Linked DNA regions of Homo sapiens: region 2 is linked to region 1. Evidence: chromatin loops called from intact Hi-C (ENCODE). Cell type or tissue: B cell. All regions are shown on one strand. Links, peaks and the distances in the headings refer to the core of each region. The heading gives the core; the rest is flanking DNA.

Evidence for each region. Hi-C counts contacts between places; a loop is a spot of excess contacts. Peaks named below come from ENCODE experiments on the same cell type or tissue, not always from the same donor. Only the 100,000 strongest peaks of a DNase experiment are listed, where the experiment ranks them.
Region 2: it touches region 1 in a loop (4-fold over the local background); 39 of 110 quality-filtered maps call a loop at or near these places.

Annotation. Positions count from the first base shown.
Region 1 is chr3:152,502,722-152,514,067 of GRCh38, forward strand. No RefSeq gene overlaps it. Among named protein-coding and RNA genes, the nearest start is that of MBNL1-AS1, 240 kb to the left of the region's middle. In B cell, for the core only: a CTCF peak has its summit at 6,132 (motif pointing right); DNase peaks (open chromatin) are centred at 3,343, 6,170 and 9,370; H3K4me3 peaks cover 766 bases; H3K27ac peaks cover 4,917 bases.
Region 2 is chr3:152,569,204-152,580,549 of GRCh38, forward strand. No RefSeq gene overlaps it. Among named protein-coding and RNA genes, the nearest start is that of P2RY1, 260 kb to the right of the region's middle. RefSeq lists a silencer at 5,385-5,464. In B cell, for the core only: a CTCF peak has its summit at 5,467 (motif pointing left); a DNase peak (open chromatin) is centred at 5,448.

The sequences.
Region 1 (11,346 bases), core at 1,681-9,680:
CTTTATCATTTTATATAGTGACCTTCTTTGTCTCTGATAGTTTTGGTCTTGAAACCTATTTTGTCTGGTATAAGTAGAGCAACTCCAGCTCTTTTTTGGTTTCCATTGGAATCAAATATCTTTTTTCATTCCTTTATTTTCAGTCTATGTGTATCTTTATAGGTGAAATGTGTTTCCTATAGGCAACAGATCAGTCGATCTTATATTTTGTTCATTCAGCCAGTATATGTCTTTTTATTGGAGAGTTTAGTCCATTTACATTCAATGTTATTGATAAGTAAGAACTTACTTCTGCCATTTTGTTATTTTCTTTCTGGTTGTTTTGTGGTCTCTCTTCCTTCTTTCTTTCATTCCTGTATTCCTCTACTGAAGGTGACTTTCTCTGTTGATATGATTTAGTTTCTTGCTTTTTATTTTTTGTGTCTCCATTGTATGTTTTCTGGTTTAGGGTTACCATGAGATTTGCAAATACTATCTTATAACTCATTATCTTAATCTGATAACAGCTTAACACTATTTGCCCACACAAACACACAAGCAAAAAGGAAACTAATAAAACCTTGCTTTAACTTTGTCTCTCTGCTTTTTTACATTTTTATTGTTTCCATTAATATTCACATCTTATTTTACTATGTCTTGAAAAGTTGTTGTAGTTAGTATTTTTTATTGGTTCATCATTTACTCTTTCTACTTAGGATACAAGTAGCTTATACAACACAGTTAAGTGTTATAATACTTTGTGTTGTCCTGTTTACTTACTATTACCAGTAAGTTTTGTACCTTCAGGACATTCATTGCTCATGAATGTCCTTTTCTTTCTGTGTGAAGTACTCCCTCTAGCATTTCTTGTAGGACAGATCTAGAATTAATAAAATCCCTTAGCTTTTATTTTTCTGGGAAAGTCTTTATTTCTCCTCCATGCTTGAAGTATAGTTTCACTGGATATACTCTCCTTGGGTAAATTTTTTTTCTTCAGCATTTTAAATAAGTCATGCCACTTTCTTTTGCCCTGCAAGGTTTCCACTTAAAAGTCTGCTGCCAGATGCATTGGAGCTCTATTATATGTTATTCTTTTCTTTTCTTTTGCTGCTTTTCAATCCTTTCTGAATCCTTGACCTTTGGGAATTTGATTATTAAACACATTGAGGCAGTCTTCTTTGAGCTAAAACTGCTTGGTGTTCTATAACCTTCTTGTACTTGAATATCTCTCTCTAGGTTTGCGAAGTTCTCTGTTACTATCCCTTTAAATAAACTTTCTACCTCTATCTCTTTCTCTTCCTCCTCTTTAAGGCCAATAACTCTTAGATTTGCCTTTTGAGGCTCTTTTTTTAGATCCTGTAGGCTTTCTTCTGACTGTGTATTTTCACATAGTCTGTCTTTAATTCACTAATTCTTTCTTCTGCTTGATCCATTCTGCTGTTAAAGGACTGTCTTCAGTGTGCCAACTGCATTTTTCGACTCCAAAATTTCTGCATGATTCTTTTTAATTATTTCAATCTCTGTTAAATGTATCCGATGGAATTCTAAATTCCATCTCTGTGTTATCTTGAGTTTATTTGCATTTCCTCAACACAGCTATTTTGAATTCTCTATCTGAAAGGTCACATATATCTGGCATTGTTCCCTGGTGCCTTATTTAGATAATTTGGTGAGGTCATGTTTTCCTGGATGGTGTTGATACTAATAACTGTTCTTTGGTGTCTAAGCATTGAAGAGTTAGGTATTTATTATAGTCTTCACTGTCTGGGCTAATTTGTAGCTGTCCTCCTTGGGAAGACTTTCCAGATATTTAAAAGGACATGGGTGTTGTGATCTAAGCTGTTTCTGCTTTAGGGGGGATCCCAAACCTAATAACACTGCAGTTCTTGCAGACTCATAGAGGCACTGCCTTGATGGCCTTGGACAAGGTCTGGGGGAGTTCTCTGGATTACCAGGTAAAGAATTTTGTTCTCTTCTCTTACTTTCTCCCAAATACACAGTCTCTCTCTCTGTTTTGAACCACCTAAAGCTGTAAATGGATGACACAAGCACCCCTGTGTCCACCACCACTATGACTTCTATGGGTCAGACCTGAAGCCAGGACAGCACGGGGTCTCACCCAAGGCCTGCTTTAACCACTTTAACCACTCCCTGAATACTACCTATGTTTGCTCAAGGCCCTTGGACTCTAAAATCAGCAGGTAGCAAAGCCAGCCAGATCTGTGTTTTTCCCTTCAGGGTAGCAAGGTCCCCCAGGCCCTGGGTGGGTCCAGAAGTGCCATCCAGGAGTCATGGACTAGAGTCAAAAACCTTAGAAGTCTACCTGATGTTCTATTATATTATGGCCGAGCTGGCACTCAAACCATAAGATGCCATAATTCCCACCCTTCCTTCCCCTTTCCGAAGGCAGAGGATCCTCACCTCCATAGCCAATGCCACACCTGGCCACGAGGAATACTGCCAGACTACCACCAAAGTTCCTTTAAAGCCAAGGTCTCTTAAGTCAGCTTGTGGCAAATGCTGCCTGGCCTGGTTCTCACTCTTTAGAACAGTGGGCTCCCTCTTGCCCAGGACAGGTCCAGAAATGCTGTCCGAGAGTCAAGTCCTGGAATTGGGGAACCCAAGAGCCTGCTTGGCGCTCTACTCCCTTGTGGCAGTGTTGGTACCTAAGGTGCAAGAAAAAGTCCCCTTTACTTTGCCCTGTGCTTTTCTCAAGCAGAAGGAGTTTTGCCCCATAGCCACCACAGGTGGTTATGTGTGAGTATCACCTGAAGCCAGCAAGTCTCATAGGCCCACCAAAGCCCTTGATGTGCACCTCTCTATTGCTACTGGTTATTCAGGACCCAAGGGCTCCTCAGTTAGCAGAATACTGGCAGGACTGAGTCCTTTCCTTCAAGGCAGTGGGTTCCCTTCTAGCCCAGGGTGTGTCTGGAAATGTCGTGTGGGAATTAGGGCCTGGAATAGAGGCCTCATGACTTTAATCAGTGCCTTATTCTGCTATGGCTGAGCTGGTATCAAAGATGCAAGACAAAGTCCTCCCCGCTCTTCCCTCTCCTCTCTTTAAGCAGAAGGAAGGGGTCTTTTTTGGAACCATAAGCTGCGCAGCATGGGGTTAAGAGAGGAATGATGCCAGCACTCCCTAGGCCGCCCCAACTGGTGTCTCAGTATGTCACATGCCCCTCCAGTCCACTACCTCTGTGCCTAGTTCAGCCCTAGGACTCGCCTACAAGTTGCAGTCCTAATGGACTGAACTGCCTTTCATGTTTACCTAGAGACCCAAGGCACTGTGGCCCTCGGTGGTGAGGTTTGCAGGCACTCAAGTTCAGACCACTGGACTAGGTGATTCCCCTCTGACTAGGGCTGGTTTAAATGTTGCCTTTGTGGGCGAGCATCAGCTGAGGTTGGTCTCATTTTCCTTTCTGCTCTAAGAGAACAGTCTGAGCTCAGTGCCTCATGATTGCTGTGTTTTTTCCTCCCCAGTTCCCAGAAATGCTCTCCACATCATGCTGCTGCTGTGGTAGGTGGGAGGACGGGCGGCATTGGTGATTCAGGACTTAAAAAAGAAATCTTTTCATTGCCTCTTTCAGCAATACGAAGTTAAAGCCAGGTACTATGAGTGCTCATTTGATTTTTTATTCTTATGCAGGTGTTTTTTTCTGTGTAGAGAGTTGTTAACTTGGTGTCCTTGCAGGGAGGATGATCAGAGGAACTTTCTGAGGATGATCAGAGGAATGTTCTGCCATCTTGCTCTGCCTCCTAATTATTATTAATCTTAATAGCTGTATCCAACATTTATAGCAATGTATCAGTTTCATGTACAAGACACTATTGTATGCTCAAGGAACACTAACTCATCTAATCATTACCAGTTTGCAGGTCAGAAATAAGAAAACTGAGATTTAGGAGGTTATAGGCATCATGTTAAGTCATACAGCTTACTAGACTCTAAATTAGAACACGTAGTCTCTAACCTAGGTCTCTCACTCCAGAGCTAATGCTCTGACATCAGAGCCGCACACTCTGATGAATGTGTGTAAGGGAAAGAGCATAGGAACTGGAGTCAGTTGACTTATATTCTAGCCCCATCTCTGCTACAGTAAGACCTGGTTCAGGTCAATCAAGCTCTATGGCACTAAGTTGGAGTTGTACTAAGTGAGTTCAAAACTCTACTAAAGTAAGCAGCAATATTATATGATCCTTTATTTGCTATTTCCAGAATAGGGATAGATTTATGCACTTCAAATACTTCTCATGGTCAGCTGCGTCATCTGTGATATGGCCAGCTTTGAGTAAGGGTACATTCCAGAGTCACGGAAAAGAAAAGCTACCTGCCCATATTACACTGACATCATTAAAACTATACTGTCACCAAGTACTCTAACAGTAACCTAAGATTCCATGCAGGCCTAAAACTAATGCTAAATTCTCAGAAGCCATAGGGGTGAGCTGATATCAGAACAGTCTACATCCATGTGATAAGTGCAGTGGACATAATAAGCTTCAAGTTTAATTATTTAATACTAATAATATTGGGTTTGACTAATCCACTGTTGGACCAACTTTAGCCATGTGTTAAGTACAATTTTGAATACAAAAACTACTTCAGTTTCTTAAGTAAATGCAAAAGAAAACAGCTTTTCAAAAGAAAGCAAAGATGAAAATATATATTGTATATATACATAAATGATAATATGGCAGAGTTCACAGTATAGCATTGAAGAAAAAAATAACTAGGGCTAAGAAAGAACAGTTCTCGGTATCTAATTCACTAGAATTAAAAGGCAGTCTCTTCAGGATGATGGGAGAAAAATTAACCCGAAAAACTTTTCATCTTTTTGTCACTCAAGGGACAAGTTTAGGACATATGAAATCTCATTGGTCAAGGTTGGATTCTGTGCCCACCTCTTGCACAAGGCAAATGGCATCTTGTTTCATAGACCAACTAAGAGAACTGTCATGGTTCCACAAAAGCTGAGCTAATGTTACAGAAGAAGAGTGAATACTGCAGGAAATTATGACAGGGAACAGATAAGTCCTATACTTACTACATTTTCCCGTCCATTATACTCCATAGAGTAATTTCATTAGACTTACTGTAATACCATACATTAGAGTAATACCATATTTAATTTGGCTACATGTATCTGAAAACTCAAACAACAGTGCCTTAAGTTTAAAGTTTATTTCTCTCTCACATAAAAGAGGTAGGCATATAGGGCCATTCAACAATTAGCTGGCTTCCCTCTTCAAAGTCACCTTCAAGGTGGCTTCTGAAACTTCATTCATGAAATCTGATTTTCAGGCAATAGGAAGGAGGAAGGGGGAAGGCAAAAGAAAATACCTCTCAAATGAGTCAGATTCTAATAAGCAGCCCTCCCAGAAGTCCCCCATGCTTAAAATTACATCCCAGTAGTCCAGAACTTTGTCACCTAGCTGCAAGCAGGGCTGGCTTCGATCTAGTCCGTTACAAGAGTGTATTATAGCCCCATTATGATTTGGGTTCTATTACTAAGGAAGGAAAGAGTGAATACTCTCTCTTCATCTTAGAAATTACTCTTCTAATTTTCATAGTGCAGGATTAATTCAGGGTCATTATAACAATCTGAGAGTTTTAAACAACTCAATTTTTAGCAATCAATGAAGTCATTATATAAGTCTAAGATTTAAAGTCTTTTCCCCCTTCTTGCCAATCATTTGTATTTTTTTCTTAATTGGCTGCTATTTTCAATCAAGTACAATTGCTTTAAAGTGAAGTTAGAGTCACATTCCACTGATTAGAGTTGTCTTCTAATGATTAATGAGCCAGTCTTAAATTCACACTGAGCTTATTTGGAACACGATAGCATCGTTCAGTAATGAACTTTTGAGAGATTATTTATTTCCCGTTGCCATATTTCTAATCAAGTGCTCATATGCATAATGAATGCTTCAAGAGAAATCAGTTTTTGTCTTGTTTACAAGAAGAGTCATTTTAATGGCAAACCATAAGCATGTTGAGATAGATTGTCTAGTCAAACCTGAAAATGAATTAAAATATTTTAAGAATTCATAAACCAGTGAAATATAATTATCTTTAAAATTCTAATAAAATCACATGAACCCAGAAATGTAAGACCTTGGAATTCATTTACTTCAACCTTCAAATTAATGTCATGAATATAATGACCAGCAGGTGGTTCTCTAACATCTTGTGGACACCTTTGGAAGCTGAAAACTTATTACTTCTTGTCAGTCCCTTCCAGATGGCACCAATTGTTAGAACATTTCTTTACTAAGCAAAGCCACAAAATATACTTTCCCTATCATCATCTTTAATTTTTTGTCTTCTTCTACCACGCCAGATGCCAGATATGTGTGTATGTGCTAGGTATTTATTTAGCAAAATAAGTTGCCATCAATACTGACAGGCATATTACAACAAATTTTCATTTTGGGAAAGGATAGTAAAAGTGGTGAAAAAGATTACCAAAGAGCTAAATAAGTTAGGAAAGAGGATTAAGGGTGACAGATTTGGGAGAGGCAGGGAAGCCTACTTTGATAGGCAAAGTTTGACAGAGACCTGAGGGAAGTGAGGGTCCTATCTATGCAGATATTTAACTCTTTGCCCACATTTTGGGCAGACAAAACAGAAAGTGAAGAGGCCCTGGGGGAGGAGGTGAGTTTGGTTGGGTGTGTTTGAGGAATACCAAGAAGACTAGAGTTAGCAGAGCAGAGTGAGTGAAGAGAATATGGTAGGTGATTAAGATAGACAGTGAGGCGGGTTGTGAAGGGGACATGAAGTCTTTGGAAGGTTTTAACAAAGGAGTGACATGATATTTCTTAGATTTAAAAGAATAATTCTGTCTGATGTGTGAAAAATAGATTATAAGGCAAGGGAGAAGTAGAGAGACCATTTAGGCTGCTAAGTGGAGATGGTAGCTTATGTCAAGGTATAACAATGTATAAATGGTCTGATTCTAGCTGTATTTTGAAAGAAGGGCCTATAAGATGCCTAATGGATTGAATGTGCACAAAAGAACTAAATATAGTGAATCAGATTATTTTAACTTGAGCACCTGGAAGAATGACTGTATCACTTACTGAAGTAGGGAATCTTGGGGAACAGGCACATTTATGCAGGAAAAAATCAATACTTGCTTTGCATTTTATTACGCCATTTAGGCATACAAATGAGGATATTCAGTAGGCAAGTAGATATATAAATTAAAATTCATCTGAACACCATTAGTCCAATGTCTTTAGAGTTGTTCGATTTATAGGATATCATCTATATTGTTTCCTCTTTACTGCTTTGAGAGGGTTGAGCTTGATGATGACAAAACGTTTTTTTCAGGTTATATTTCAATATTAATGATATCATAATCCCAATAGTACATTGGAAGATTTTTCTTTGAGTTTGTAAATTATAGTGGATACTACAGTGTACCCCACCACCTTCAGGATGAAGGCACTTAGTTACCGAGGGTATTGAGTGATTAGAGCTCACAGTTGCATCTTATTTGGAGAATTGCTCTTCCTTCTGTAGAGGCTGCCTTGTATATCCCTTCCTCTGGGTGTAGTTTACATCCAATGACTGGTCAGTGTGGGAAGGGTAATAAGGCTTGGACCCTTTGCCTTGACTTAAGAACACTCTTTTACAAGTACATCACAGTTTTATTATTCTACTTAATTCTTTTCCTTTATTCCTTAGAGGTGCTCCTAGAAAAACTCCCTAATAGATCTCTGACACTCAAGTTTCCATCTCAGAACCTGTTGTTCAGGGAACTCAACTTAAGCCAAAAATATTCTACAAAAGTGAATATTCATAAATAAAATGTTATAAGTTACAAATGTAACAGGAATACTAGTGATTAATTGAATTTGGTATTACTTGCATTATTTATTGTAGCTATCCAAGAACACTGGTTAGAGTATTCAATGAGACTACATCCTGTTTAGAATTATTTTACCTAATGTACACTAATCCAGGCAGAATCAGTCTCATGGCAAATATAGATTTCATTTGCCCTGTATTCTGTTTAAAGCTTAATTAATGATTCATCCATAGACTATCATGCTTAAACAACATCTTATCAAAATTTATATTGAACAAAACAGAAAAAAATTAACGAAATAACACTTCAATTGCAAATATACCTCAAAACAACATGCTAGATTCATCATTTTTATAATGTAAAAATTTCACAAAAGACACTAAGATCAAACTCTCAAAGCTTTTGTTCAGAATATCATCTGTCAATCAAATGCTTCCTTTATGAACACGTTGCTTTTCATTCCAAAAAATTGACATTTCTATGGTTAAGATTATCCTCTCATTTAAAAATCTCTCCCCCAAGTTCCTGTGTCTTTCAGTATTATTTTTTAAAATACGAATAAATGGTCTTTTGATGGATTCAGTTTGTTCACTTGACTACTTACAAACCAGCAAACTTTAAGATAATGTTTCTCCTTTTTTAATTCTTAAAACATTTAAACCTGCTGACTGCATTTTCTTAACTTTCGTTATATATTTACTAACATTGATTTAAGTTGTTTTAGAAACATGGGAAGAAAAACATGACCAATAAATAAGACATATACCTGAAACCCCATTACTTCATTGCTTTCAAAAAACAATACCTTTGACTACAGAAACATCTGTTTATCAGCTGCCTAGAAGTTGCCGACCCTCATTTATTTTGTTCCTTTAGAATTTCAACCTTCAATTTCTTTCATTTTGTTGATAAAGTAAAACTGTATCTTAAAAGAGAAACTAGGCAATGTTATTTTATTTAGATTATTTTAAAGTGAAGTACTCTGTTTTCAAATTATATTTCATGAAAAGAAAATGGAAGATTGTTTTTCTAATCTTAGTTTTAATGACTGAGGTGATCTTTAGTGTATTGGAGATAAATTTCAAGTTTAAACTGTCTGGCTGAAAGTTCATTGTAGAGGGTTTTTGAGGTTTTCTTTGCAAAGAACCCAAATGAAAAAAATATGACACGGATTAAAAATAATTTAGCAGATCTATGATATTATGCATCTCTTAAATGGTCTTACAAGTGATTACATAAGCTAGGTTCTTTTTTGTTTTTATTTAAATTGTAAAATAGGAAAAGTTTATAAGTTTCTTTATTCTAATCTATTCAGTGGCCTAGAATGGTTCCATAAGGCCAGTAAAACTGTAATCAGTGGGCTGAGCAGAGATTTATTTTTAAAGGAGAGGACTTTTAAAGGGATGTGTTCATGACAGGCCTTTAGCTCCACTATGCGATCATTAAGTATGCATTGTATGTCTACTAGTGTTCATGATGGCAAACTGAAGGTTAAGTTCAAAGACCTTGGGGTTAAACAATGCTGACTGAGTTCAGGCTCTACTATTTAGGACTGTGACCATAGCTGTGATCAAGTTTCTATTTCCTCATCTGAGAAATAAGGATAACGACCATGCTAAACTCTTAGGTTTACTGTGAAGTTGAAGTGAAAGTACACATATCACACGCCTAACACAGTGCCTGGTGTAGAGTAAGGACTCGGCAAACTTGACCAATTAGTTATTCTCTGTCTCAGGCTCAAGATAAGACATTGTGTAAAGGCACAGAAAAACAAGAAGACTCAACCCTGAACCCCATGGAGCTTTCTCCCACCCGTCAGACGTTTCCTCCCTGTGAATAGGCATCAGAAAAGCAACAGCTCTCGCTTTTACAAAGTAGTTAATTCATACAAACCTGGAATTTTCAAACAAATTTTGATCAACAACAACAAAGCCAATTACTTAAATCCTTGTGTATATATGATTTTTCAATGTACTGCTTTAGAATTCTCACATTCAGGCTGGGTGTAGTAGCTTAAACCTGTAATCCCAACACTTTGGGAGGCCGAGGTGGGAAGATAACTTGAGGCTGAGAGTTTGAGACCAGATTGCTCAATATAGTGAGACCCTGTCCCTACTATATATATATATACACACACACACATTTTATATATATATATATATCCTGGTATGGTGGCATGTGCCTGTTGTCTCAGCTACTAGGGAGGCTAAGGTGGGAGGATCCCTTGAGCCAAGGAGGTTGAGGCTGCAATAATCCATGACTGCACCACTGCACTCCAGCTTGGGTGACAGGGTGAGACCCTGTTTTCAGAAAACAAACAAACCAAACAAGAATTCTCACAGTTTAAAGAGGAAGAAATGCAAAGGAGAAAACCCATAAGTAAATCAGAATTATTTTCCCTTTATCATACACAATGAATAACTAACTGAAGAAAAGATTGTCTTTAAAAACATGTCATGGTAGAGTGAAAAAAAGGGATATATATTTTAGAATATATGTCTACAGCTTCCTCTGGAATTCCAACTTTGCTCAGGATACTTTTGTTACTGCTATAAAATAGAAAGGTACCAGCCTGGCCAACACAGTGAAACCCCGTCTCTACTAAAAATACAAAAAAATTAGCTGGGCGTGGGGGCGGGCACCTGTAATCCCAGCTACTCAGGAGGTTGAGGCAGGAGAATTGCTTCAATCTGGGAGGCAGAGGTTGCAGTGAGCCAAGATCATGCCATTGCACTCCAGCCTGGGTGACAGAGCTAGATTCAGTCTCAAAAAATAATAATAAAATAAAATAAAATAAAATAAAATAAAATAAAATAAAATAAAATAAAATAAAATAAAATAGAAAGGCAGTCCTGAGTGAAGGTGACGACATCAAGACTGATTTGGTGAAGGTTGTTAGGTGACAATAATTATTAATAGCTCCATTTTGTGGACTAAAAAAACTAAACCAAACAAAAACCAAAAAAACCCCTCAATTTTAATTTTAGATCTCAAAAAAGATGAACCATAGCATGAACTGTTAGACAAGGCAAAATAATTCAAAAGGGGCCTTCTTGGTATTTCAGAAAAGAGGAATTGAGATTTTTTTCAAAAGTTAAATTTAAGAAAAAGCCTGATTATAATAAAAGCTGCTTTTCTTAAGAGATACCATTCAGAATTGATTACCTTCTTTCACACGATACAACATTAGATATGATTAGATATGATTGACAAGCATGCCAAAGGCTTCATTCTTCTAGCTGATTATCAACTTTTCTTCCTGGGAGCCAATTTCAATGAGCTGTTATATTTTGAAGTGCTGTCACAGATTTATTGGAAGGAACTAGAAATGTTAGTTCCTTATGTCTGCAATTCCAGTAGGAATTCCATGTCTGAGTATTTTAAGTTTAATAATATAATTTTAAAGAAATTTTTAGAACTGTATGGAGAAATGGAGCAGAATTACCACAAATAAATATTTATAGGAAAGCTATAGAACATCAGAACAGTGCTTCCTATAGTCAATCATATTTAACTGCCTGTTATTGTGAATTGATATATGTTGTTGCAAACA
Region 2 (11,346 bases), core at 1,552-9,551, 66 kb after region 1:
AAGGGACAAATATTTACTAACTCCCTATATTAATTAATGATAGGATGTAACTCTATCCTCATAATGATACTAAAATGTAGATATTATTGTTCATGTTCTTTGGAAGAAACAATGCAAGCTCAAATGTGATCATAACTTTATTCAAGATTATAGAATTATTAAGCAGGGAAGGAAGGCTTCATTCTCATATCTCTTTGACAGCAACAAACCTCCATCATAGTCCCATTGTGCCATCCCATATTTAAGCTTAAGAAGTAATGCTTACAATTAGAAGAGCCCCTCAATTTACATTAAAAGTGAACTGAGCATAGTAAGTATGGCTACATTTTAGTTCTAAATTCATCCTTGGTAAAATCTCATCATTGGAAGAAGTTGAAGAAAGATGAGATTCATAAGTTTTGGGGTTCAGAAGCAATGAATAATTTTTCTCCTGCCTCATTACTCAATTTAACACATGTACAAATGCTTTTAGGTACAATGAAAATACGTCTTATAGACTGCCACTTTGGGAGAAACATTCACTTTACATTTTGAGTGAGAGAACTAGATTTAAAATTCTCTTCACTACATTTTCAGAGACTCCTACAATTTTTAAAACTCTTCATTTCCTTAAGTCATTGTGTGTGCTATAATTTCAACAGTGTCTCCCTGGCTTTTGCCATCAGTGAAACAAACAGTCTTTCAAGAAACTGACCAACAAAACAAAAAATTACTGGTCATAATATTTTTGTTCATTTTTTTCCAACAAATATTTCATTTATGCTTATTGTTAGTTGCCTCCTTTAAATCTAGCTGAAAGGAGGGCAGATGATCTTGTTTATTTTGATGAAAATGCATCTGTAACTTAAAATATGACCATTAATGAATGGTCATATTTGGTTGGATTTTGGTCTTAGAATGCAAAGAAATACACTGGCCTTAATACTGTTGGAAAATGTCAAAATATACCTAAAAGCAAACAAGATGCCATTGCAGGCCTTCTCTACAGCCAGGTAAGGACAGGACTAAGCCTGCATATTGCCTCCAGGGAGCTTCCCTCCACACCTGCCCAAATAAAGCTGCAGAGCTTCAGTGTGAAAGTCTGAAACAAAGCTGAATCTTCAGCAGCACTGACTGTGGCCTGTGGGGACAGAAGGCCTAATCACTTCTAATCACTTCCCCCCACCCTCCCCCCCCACCCCCCCCATCTTCTTTTTTAGAGGCAGGGTCTTTCTACTTTGCCCTGCCTGGTCTCCATTTCTTGGTCCCAAAAGGATCCTCCCACCTCAGCTTTCTAAGTAGCTGAGACTACAGGCGCAGGCCATGGCTCCCAGCTTTCAGACCTTCTTTCAAAACATAAGTCAGATAACAAAACTTCTCACCTTATTAGAATTCAAACCCAAATCCCCCATGACTTTGCCTCCAGCTACATCTCAGACCTCATCTCCTACCCCTTTCCCACTTCTTACCAGCTCCCACCACTCACAAACACGCAAGGTATAATCCTGTCTAAATGACTTAGCAATTCTACATTCTGTCCCGGGAATTCTTTTCTTCAGCCATGGCCACTCAGATCACTGTTTAAGTTCCCTCAGTTCTCTATTAACATGTTACCTTTTTAGAGAGGTCTTTCTCAAGCATATAATATGAAATTAAGACTTTCTCTCTTCCCATTGTTTTGTTAAGTTCCCTTGTGTTATTTCTTATACCCTTTAATCACTACTTTGCACATGATGTATTGTTTATTGTCTCTTTGCCACTACCAGAATTAAAAGCTCCAGGAAGAGTGAATAAAATAGTCTTATTATTGCTTTCCATAGAATATCCCTGGCACATAGCAGGAACTCAGAAAGGACTGGTTAAATAAATTGTTAAATGAAACCAGCAAGATTTATTTTCTTTTTAACTTAAAACAACAAAAGTGATCAACAGAATGGCTTAATTGCTTTAATGACCAGGAAATGTAGGTGAATGATAGAGAGGTCAGTGGACTTGGCTAAGTCTTAAAATGAAACCCATGGTTTGGGTTGTCCCAAGATGAGAATGAACTCTAGAATCATTTTATGATCACTACATCAGTTTTTAATGTCACCCAATATGTTTCATTTACTTCTATTGGTCTCCTGTTTCCTCTTCTGAAAAGTTATAAGCTTTATAATCTTCAAGTTAAACTCATACCATCTCCTCCTTAAAAGGAAACAGAAGCAATACTAATGTGCTCTGATTAAGATTAGAAAACCCTATTTAGAAGATTATTTGTGTGTGTGTGTGTGCTGTTCTCTAATAGAGCTTCCACATAATGGCTTTTAACTTTTCAATATAGAAAATGCTTGATGAGATATAGCTAGAACAATCTGATCTGATACTTGGGGCTTTATAGCTCTCATACATTTTTGTTCAGAAAAAAAGGAATGATGAGCTAGCTGAGCATAATAATGTGAAAGAGAAAATGTGGTGATGGCATACTATTGTTCACTTAAAAATCTCTGAACATCATACTTCCTTTATTTTGTGCATGTATGAGGCCAAAAATATGCCTGCCATTATAATCAACTTCTTATCCCGATCTAGGATATTTTTATGAATAAGATAGCTATGTTTTGACTTGCTGTTTTATTTTCATTGTGCTGAACCTAGGGTTTTTTAATCTTCCTTTATAGAAACGAAAAAGTCTTGCAATGCTAGAACAAGCACATGATTTTAGAGGTTTCATTTTTAAAGGCCAATGTACTTATACATACACAATTAATTAGTTTTCTCAAAAAATATAATGTTCAATTTTGTCCCTTGTTCTTTAACATGTGATACATTATCAAAATACTGAGGTAAGGTTGCCAGGAGCTTAGCAAAGAAATGGCAATGTACATTCTTTTGTCCCCTAGAGTTAAGCTATTGTCACAGACATATCTATTAATTCCTACAGTTTAAACCGCATATATCTGTTCAATATGACCTCCTCAATTTGATTCACAAGAGTGTATTTTGAAGTATTATAATTGAATCTGTACAGTGACCACAAGGAGGGCAGGTAAGGGCAGAATTTTATTTTTGATTTCTCTAGAGAAGATGATAACAATGAAGTGAATTATAATTGAGTTCTACAAAACATGAAGACAGACAAATTTAGTTTTCAGATGTGTCTAAATACTTTATGCTTAGAGTTCAATACCACTTTAATATTTTATTTCTAAATAAGAAAATTACATTCTTTGAATTTTTGAAGATTGGGTGTGTTGGTAATGCCCTTGCCACTTCTGTCACCAAATCATTTTTTATTGCTTAATTTGTCACTACTGTAAGGAAATTACCTTTACAACCAAAGTATTTAAGTTACGACCTGAACACAGATTGGATATTCAGTGATCCTACTCAGGCACTACTGTGTTAATTGAATATTTTCCTTATTATTGCAAATCTTGGGGGTTTTTGTATACTTATATATTTATTAAGTGCTAAAGATTAGAAACTCAAACTTAGCTTCTGACTTCTTTTTTAATTAAGGAAAAATATATGTCTCTAGTTATAAGTGTTCTTATTATTGTAATTTTTAAAAAATAATCAAAATTTTGGCAGAAATTAAGTGCATCTGAAATAGCAATAGAATGAAAAAGATTGTTAAGAATAGACATTCAATGATCCTATGAAATCTAGCTACCTTTATCACCCAACCCTTTTAAATAACTTTTCTCTTGGCAAAACAAGAGAAAGTTATTTTATTTCATTCTCAAGTTTTTGTAGAAATACATTTCTTCTGTAGAAGAAAACAATATATAGATCATGCAATTGTGTCCTAAGTCATTTAATAAACAGTTCTTCACTTGCCCAGCTTAATAATCAGTCCTAATGCCCAGCTTAATTTGGCCTTTCCAGTTGTTTCATTAATTTTACTGCAAAATATTTTCTAGTAATAGTAATAGATTAAATTCAACGCATATTTATTGTATAGCACACATGGCCAATAAATCCTGAAAAAGCACCTTGCCTGTAAGGTAAGTGCTATTATATTTACATTTTACAGAGAAGAAAACTAAACTTAAAAGTCAAAAACATAAAGCCAGTAAGTGGGTAAGCAGAACTTTAATGCAAATATGTTGCTCTAAGCCCATGCTTATGACATTTGTTGTTTATTACTGAGAGAAGGGAAGTTACATGTACTGATTCCTTAATTCTTATCACATACTATGCAGGGTGAATTGCATATGTTACTTATTCCTTACCATGGCAATATAAATAATAAATATTTAATAACCCTATTGTACAGATGGGCAGTATTTGTTCCAGAAATCTGAGTTCTCTCATAACTAGACATAAAATCTTAAGAAACATATGTATGCCTCCCAAGAACCAACTTTTTAGATAAATGAGCATCTGGCTAGTGACTCTCTAAGCAATTATGTACTCTCCACCTACGAAACTTAAAATATCTTATCTGAGGGATTCACCAGCAGGTACTGCCATTACACATACCACTCCACCATGATCCAGCATCAATGTCTTGTGCAGACACTCCCTCCTGGGAGGAAAATATAATTGATGGTTATGCCTTTTCCCTTACCCCACTGTCAGACTCTGATTTCAGTAAAGCCCTACCAAGGCCCTCCCTTTCCACCTGTAGGCTCTGGAGAATACATACATAGATCCTTCCTCTAAGAACGTTGCAGATGCTTGAGCAACATTATTTCCAAGTTAACTTGCAGCTTTATTTCTGTGATTTTGTGCTGATTCCCCATAGAAGTACAGTTGCTTTAACTAAGTTTATATTTTAAGTGGATGTTGGCCATGACATCTCACTAAAGAAGTCCTCTTGTATACGGACCCCAGCTGAAGAAACAAAATGAAAATAAATGGGTGAAAGAATTCTCAAAGCTCAACATCCCTAAAGGCAAATTGACAGAAATGTCTGTTCAAAGAAGACAAAATCATGAGATTTATGCTCAATAGCGTTTTTCTTTTTCTACTTCTGTGGGGGCAGAAGATGTGATTTAGCAGATCTAGGAACTGGGAACTAAAAGTAAATAGTTCATCATTCTCCTCTCAGAGAAAGTCTTCTTATGGTACAGAGGAAAGATGAGATGAGGAGAAAAAGCCAAGAGAAACAGGCAAGATTGATCTTAATGCCTAGCTGTGCAGAATTTTAAGAATATTTCTGGGCATATTGTATATAAAGGAGAGGACATAAGTGGAAAGAAAAAAGCTGAAAATGGAGTGAAAGGTCAAAAAAAAATCCCAGCAAAACAAACTCTGAATAAAAGTCCCAGAAATTATAGATAGCATAAAGAGCCTAAGAGAAGTTATGTCTTCCTCTTAGGAATAAAAGATGAAAATAAGTGGAGCTATGAATAGAATTTATGATTCCACTAGTGACAGTTGTAAGCATGGAAAATGGTGCTTATGAATCTGGAGGTGAGGAGATGGAGAAAGCTTGGCAAACTGTCCTCATTGTTCAAATAATGTTACTGAGGCATCGCTGCCACCCAGTGGCCAACATCAACTTTAATGCTATCTGTTCCTGTTTGAGGGGGTGAGTTTCAGTATTTTTAAAAAAGAAGATATGAAGAAACAGTAAAGTCACTGCCATTGCTTCTCCAACAACCTCTAATTTGTGTTCTTTTCCAAGGCTCTTCTACTTGTAGGAGCCTATACTTATCTCAGTAGGTGCTTATCTCTTATGGAAAAGAATAGAAAATTACTTCATCAGGATTGTGTTTTAGTGACGCATCATTGTATTTTTCCATTTAGAAGGATTGGCTCATCTTTAATTTTTTTAATTTAAATATTTAATTGGCAGTCCTATATAGAAGGCTAAGCATTCAGTTTTTCTTACAAGATATTCGACAACCAACTGGCAGAATTTACCTTTTATCCCCTCACAGCATGATTTGACACGATGTTTTCTCCCAACTACTGTGTGCTAAAAGGGTCAGTCAAATAACTCTACATACAGTCCCAAGCTCTGAGGAAATTGTAGCATCAGGAGGGATGTAGAGAAGATGTAGAGAGAAAGAGTAAAACAGAGCTTCTTGCAACTTAAATCTTTGCTGCCTTAGTCTCAAAGCCTTGGAACTCAAGAAAACCACAGATTTACAGAGCTTTGACTGTATTTATAACAAGCTATCTCTATAGTTTTTCTCCACCATTGTTAATCATATTGCAGAATATCTTCCTTCTCAGTGTTAATAAATAAAATCACCACATTTTGTGGAAAAGTTTGGAACTAAATAATCTGGAAATTACCAACCTATGCTTCTGCCATATGGCACTGGGAGGCAGATACACAGACCTAGGCTTAGAATAATGTAGTCACAGATTCTGAACACATTCAGTTCTTTTCCTCCCTAGTAAGTGGTTCATCCAATTAATCCATAAGGACAGTGTCTGCTTTCTAAACTCTGGCAATCCAACACAACCACAGCATAGGCAACTGTAAAATAGATACAGGTTTTAAATTGAACCCTCTGCTTCCTTCTGTTAGAAATTGTCCTCATTCATTTTACTTTCTGTTCTTCTATCTTAATAGTTCTATTTTAAGTTTTTCTCCCAGTCTTTTTTTCTCTCTGAATAAATGGAAGAAGTGTTTAGCTGTCAAGAGGAAAGTATGGATGAAGAAGAGATGTTCAGGACTAAGTGCTCCTTAGTTTATTTCTGATTAAAGTGGTTGTTGGTAGTAACATCATATCGTTGACTTCCAAACACTGCAAGTATCTTCCATTAGTCAACTCAAATGCAGAAGGATCCCCCCAGAAGAACAATTATATGAATACATCTTTGGAAGACAAAATTTTCAAGGGGAAGAAAAATAAAATGTTAGATCAGACGCAGAATAGCTGAGTGTTTTTCTCCTCTGCTCTTATTTTATCTAGTCCTTCTACCATGTAAAGGAGGCCCCAGACCCGTCAGCCATACACCAGCTTACCATCTTCAAAGGTTTTGCCTTGTTTTTTATGTTTACTGTGATTTATTTAATCCTTTTTCTTTAAATTCACTTTTACTTAGCTTCATTCTAGATAATAAAATGGCAGAAATTATCACTTTGATGCTATTTTTTGTATAATTCCCATGAAAAGAAACATAACTATTAAAGAAAAATGTCTGCTACTCAAAAGCCAAAACCTGAAAGTTGAAGAGAAGAAAATAAAAAATGATATCTTTCTGTAGCATGCTTGGTATCTCTTTTCTCTCTCCCTCTGTCTCTCACACACATACAGACACACACTCAAACACATAATGGCAATTTGAGAGTATATTGATCTAAATGTTTAAGAATTAGATAGTTGAAAGAAGTAATGTAAAAAATATAATAATTTAAAGAATTGAAAGTAACTTCATATGAAAATTGTACTTCTGGCCATAATGAAATAATAAGGACCAGACTTAACCTCCTGCTATAAACACAGAAACTGGATGAAATATCTAAAATAAAGTATTTTTAGGCTTTAGGCAGTAGGCAGCCCAGGACTATTATCCCTGAGGAAAGGGAAACAATAGTGTGAGCCCTACAACCTCCCTAGCTTCCTGCCTAGAGGAAATTTCTGTACCATGGCCACATGGAAGGGGAAACCAGACAGAATCTAGCAGTCTTAGGGAGTTGAGGACAGCAATTGGAGTTCAGAGAGGCTGAATTCCTTTGAAGCTGTAGGACAGAGTTACAGAAAGGAGAGAACTATAAAAACAAAACAAAACAAAAACCTAGCTGCAGATTTGTTACTGGAATCACCTTGAGTCTTTGTTGAGTACTAGACAGTGCACATAGGAGTAAAACTCCATGACCTCAGACAACAAGCAACCTCGGATTTGTAAGCAGAATAATTTCTAGAGCTCACAAAAGCCAGGGTGTCATTCAAGCACCACCCAATCAGCATGAAGAGTCCTCGGTAGTCACTTGAGGACGTTCAGTACAGACTCCAAATGATCATGCTTTAGTGAAATTATCCCAGGAGTAAATGCTACTTAAAACCATCCCTGGCCAGGTACAGTGGCTCATACCTGTAATCTCAGCACTTTGGGAGGCTGAAGCAGATGGATTGCTTGAGCCCAGGAGTTCAAGACAAGCCTGGGCAACATGGTGAAATACCATCTCTACAAAAAAATACACTAGGCATGATGGCACATAACTGTAATCCCAGCTACTGGAGGGGTTGAGGTGGGAGGATCACTTGAGCCCAGGAGGTCACAGCTGTAGTGAGCTGTGATCGTGCCACCACGCTCTAGCCAGGGTGACAGAGCAAGACCCTGTTCAAAAACAAAACAAAACAAAACAAAATAACAACAACAAACCCAGCCCTAATACATCTTCAAAACAATACTCAAAGCAATCAAACTGGTCTGCAACTTAAGTGTCAAAACACTCATTAAAGACAAGAAAATCCAGACACTTAACAATATAACAATCACAATGTCCAACATTCAATAGGAAATCATTGGGCATGACAAGAGGCAGGAAAATGTGACCCATAACAAGGAGGAAAAGTATTTCAAAGAGAATATAAGCATAATGAGTACAGAAGTGAAAAAATAAAAGGAACTCAAGCACCCTCACACACGTATCACTTTGATCCTTATACCAATCAATTAAGGCATGACACAATATTATTTAACCCCATGTTATAGATGAGAAAACCAAGTCATAGGTATTGTAAATAAACTGCCAAAAAGACATGAACCCCATAGTTTTTAGAGTCAAACTAGAACCCAAGTCTTTTGAATCATTAATGTTCTTCAGTAGATGGTAGCATAAATCATAGTTAAAGGAGGTTACTGTGGATAGTAGTGGACTATGGTAAATTTTCTTAGATCATTGCAAGGCAAAATTATCAAGAAAAACTGTGCATGTGTAAATGTATGCCTGTGTGTATGCATGTGCATGTGTGTACCTGTGTGTACATGCATAAAGGCTATGCCATACAGATTATACAATTCCACACAATAATTACTCTTATTCTTATAAAGTTCATTTTACTATGCTGTGCTCAAATCTTAATATAGTTACCATTATAAAAATGACTTTTCTAATGGAACGAGGACTAACTCTTCCCCAATTCTAAAAGCAGGGCTCCAAAACATTGCCCTAAGGATGTAACTGGAGAAAAACGGAGGAAATTAGTTTTAAACTAAAAGCCACTTTTATGTGGCGAGGTCAGTATAACTCAGGAAAGAGTTTAAAAATTGAACTTACAAAACTTTCGTTACTGGAAATTTCTAAAAAACAACAATTTGTCTGGAAAAGGTCTGTATAACTTTTCTTAGAGGAAGAAGGCTAACTAGAAGATGTGTGACAGACTCTTTTAATTCTAATGTTCCATATCCATTATTCTTTCCTTATAATATCCATTATTCTTTCCTTAGTCACTGTGAATACATTTGAATGTTATATCCTATGGAAGGGATGTAAATTTCAGAGTATTAAAATATTCCCTTTTTATGCTGTACTCTGAAAAATGTAGGAGCTTACTATCATTTTTGAGTTATGTTACATTTAGAGCACGGGAATAGAAATGGCCAGGGATATGCAAGAGTCCATATAAGACCTCACTAATGTGAACACTTTGATGAATACAAACCAGTGCTTCCTTATGAGTGTACTGTAAAGACATATGTATATACTTATTTATAATATGTATAATAATTTTAAAAAGTATGTAAAAATGACACATATGCATATATATACATGCAATCATGCATGTGTGCATGTGCACACACATATATTTGAGAAACACTACATAGAAACACAGTATTTTTTCTTAAAGATTCACAATGCCTATTAACATGTTAAAGGTTTTGAAAAATTGTGCAATAACTTTTCATGCATTGGCAAACTACTCAGATTGGAATCTTGTTTTGAAAAATAACTGTTAATATCTTGCAGAGCTATTATTCCCTTGAAATCCAGTCTGGGAAACAATGTTAAAGATGCTAGCTTCAAAACTTTGGTGCTGAAATAGGACTTCTTAAATATAAACACAAGCTTATACCCTAGTAATTATTTGCTCTTGTTAGATTCAGTTTCCTTATACAACAAATAGAATAGTGATATCTATCTCAAAAATTTGTGTGAGATTTTAAATTATAAACCTTATTCTACACAGTATCAGGTGCAAAGTAAATTTTCAATAAATATTAATCATATTGGCTATAATTTGATTAAATAGATGAAATTGTGGAGAAAAGCTTTTTTCATTAAAAATCGTGGGTTGTTACTGCAAGAGAACTATGAGAAAACCCAGAGTAAAAAGGCATATCATGTTCAATATTCAAAAGAAGATATATGGACCGGGCACAGTGGCTGTCATCTGTAATCTCAGCACTTTGGGAGGCCGAGGCAGGTGGAATCACCTGAGGTCAGGAGTTTGAGACCAGCCTGGCCAATATGGTGAAATTCTGTCTCTACTAAAAATACAAACATTAGCCAGGCTTGGTGGTGTGTGATTGTAATCCCAGCTACTCAGGAGGCTGAGGCAGGAGAATCGCTTGAACTCGGGAGACGGAGGTTGCAGTGAGCCAAGATTGCGCCATTGCACTCCAGCCTGGGAGACAGAGCAAGACTTTATCTCAAAAAAAAAAAAAAAAGAAGAAGAAGAAGGTATATTATATATTTTCATTCACTTGACACCCTTTACAACCAAAGTAGGGGCAAAACATCCCAATATAGTGGCTCTCCAAGTTTCAGGAGGATCTTTACTAGCCTTTTTAGGCAAATAGAGATTTCTCTATTAAATAAAACCAGAAAAAGCTATCATTTTAAATGGAAATAATAACTGACCCCAAAGCAGTAACCAAATAGAACAGTTTGAAACGTCCGTTTCATTTAAATTTAGATGTTTTCAAAATGTTCATTTTTTAAAATTTAAAACCCTACTTTAAGTTTCTCTCAAAATTATTCCTACACTAAAAAGTAGACAGTGAATCTAATGGTTGACATTACTTTTCACTGAACTCTTTTGACTTTAGTTGACATTGGTAATTATCAACCAAGAAGTAATCACTTGCATATTTGAGGCCTCAACTTAGTATATGGCAGTAATTGACATTGAGGGAAATTTCAGGACATTATTCTTTTAAGAACAAAATCAAACTTTTCAGAGAAGTTTGTTGCATCTTCATCTACAGAACAGCATTCAAACATGAGCAACTAGAGTGTCATTTGCCAGAAAACTTTTGAATTGGACTTTCTGCCTAAGAATTAGTTTGTTCTTAGCAGAGTCGGCCTTAGAGACAAATCTAAATTTGAGATCAGCTCCCTGACTTTCAAATTCTGCAGATTTGAGCAAGATATTTTGCTATTCTGTGATTTGTCTTACTTATAAAAGAGAAATGATGTCATCTGTTATATGAGGTTGCAGAGGTAAGAAATAAGTGAGATCACACATGGAA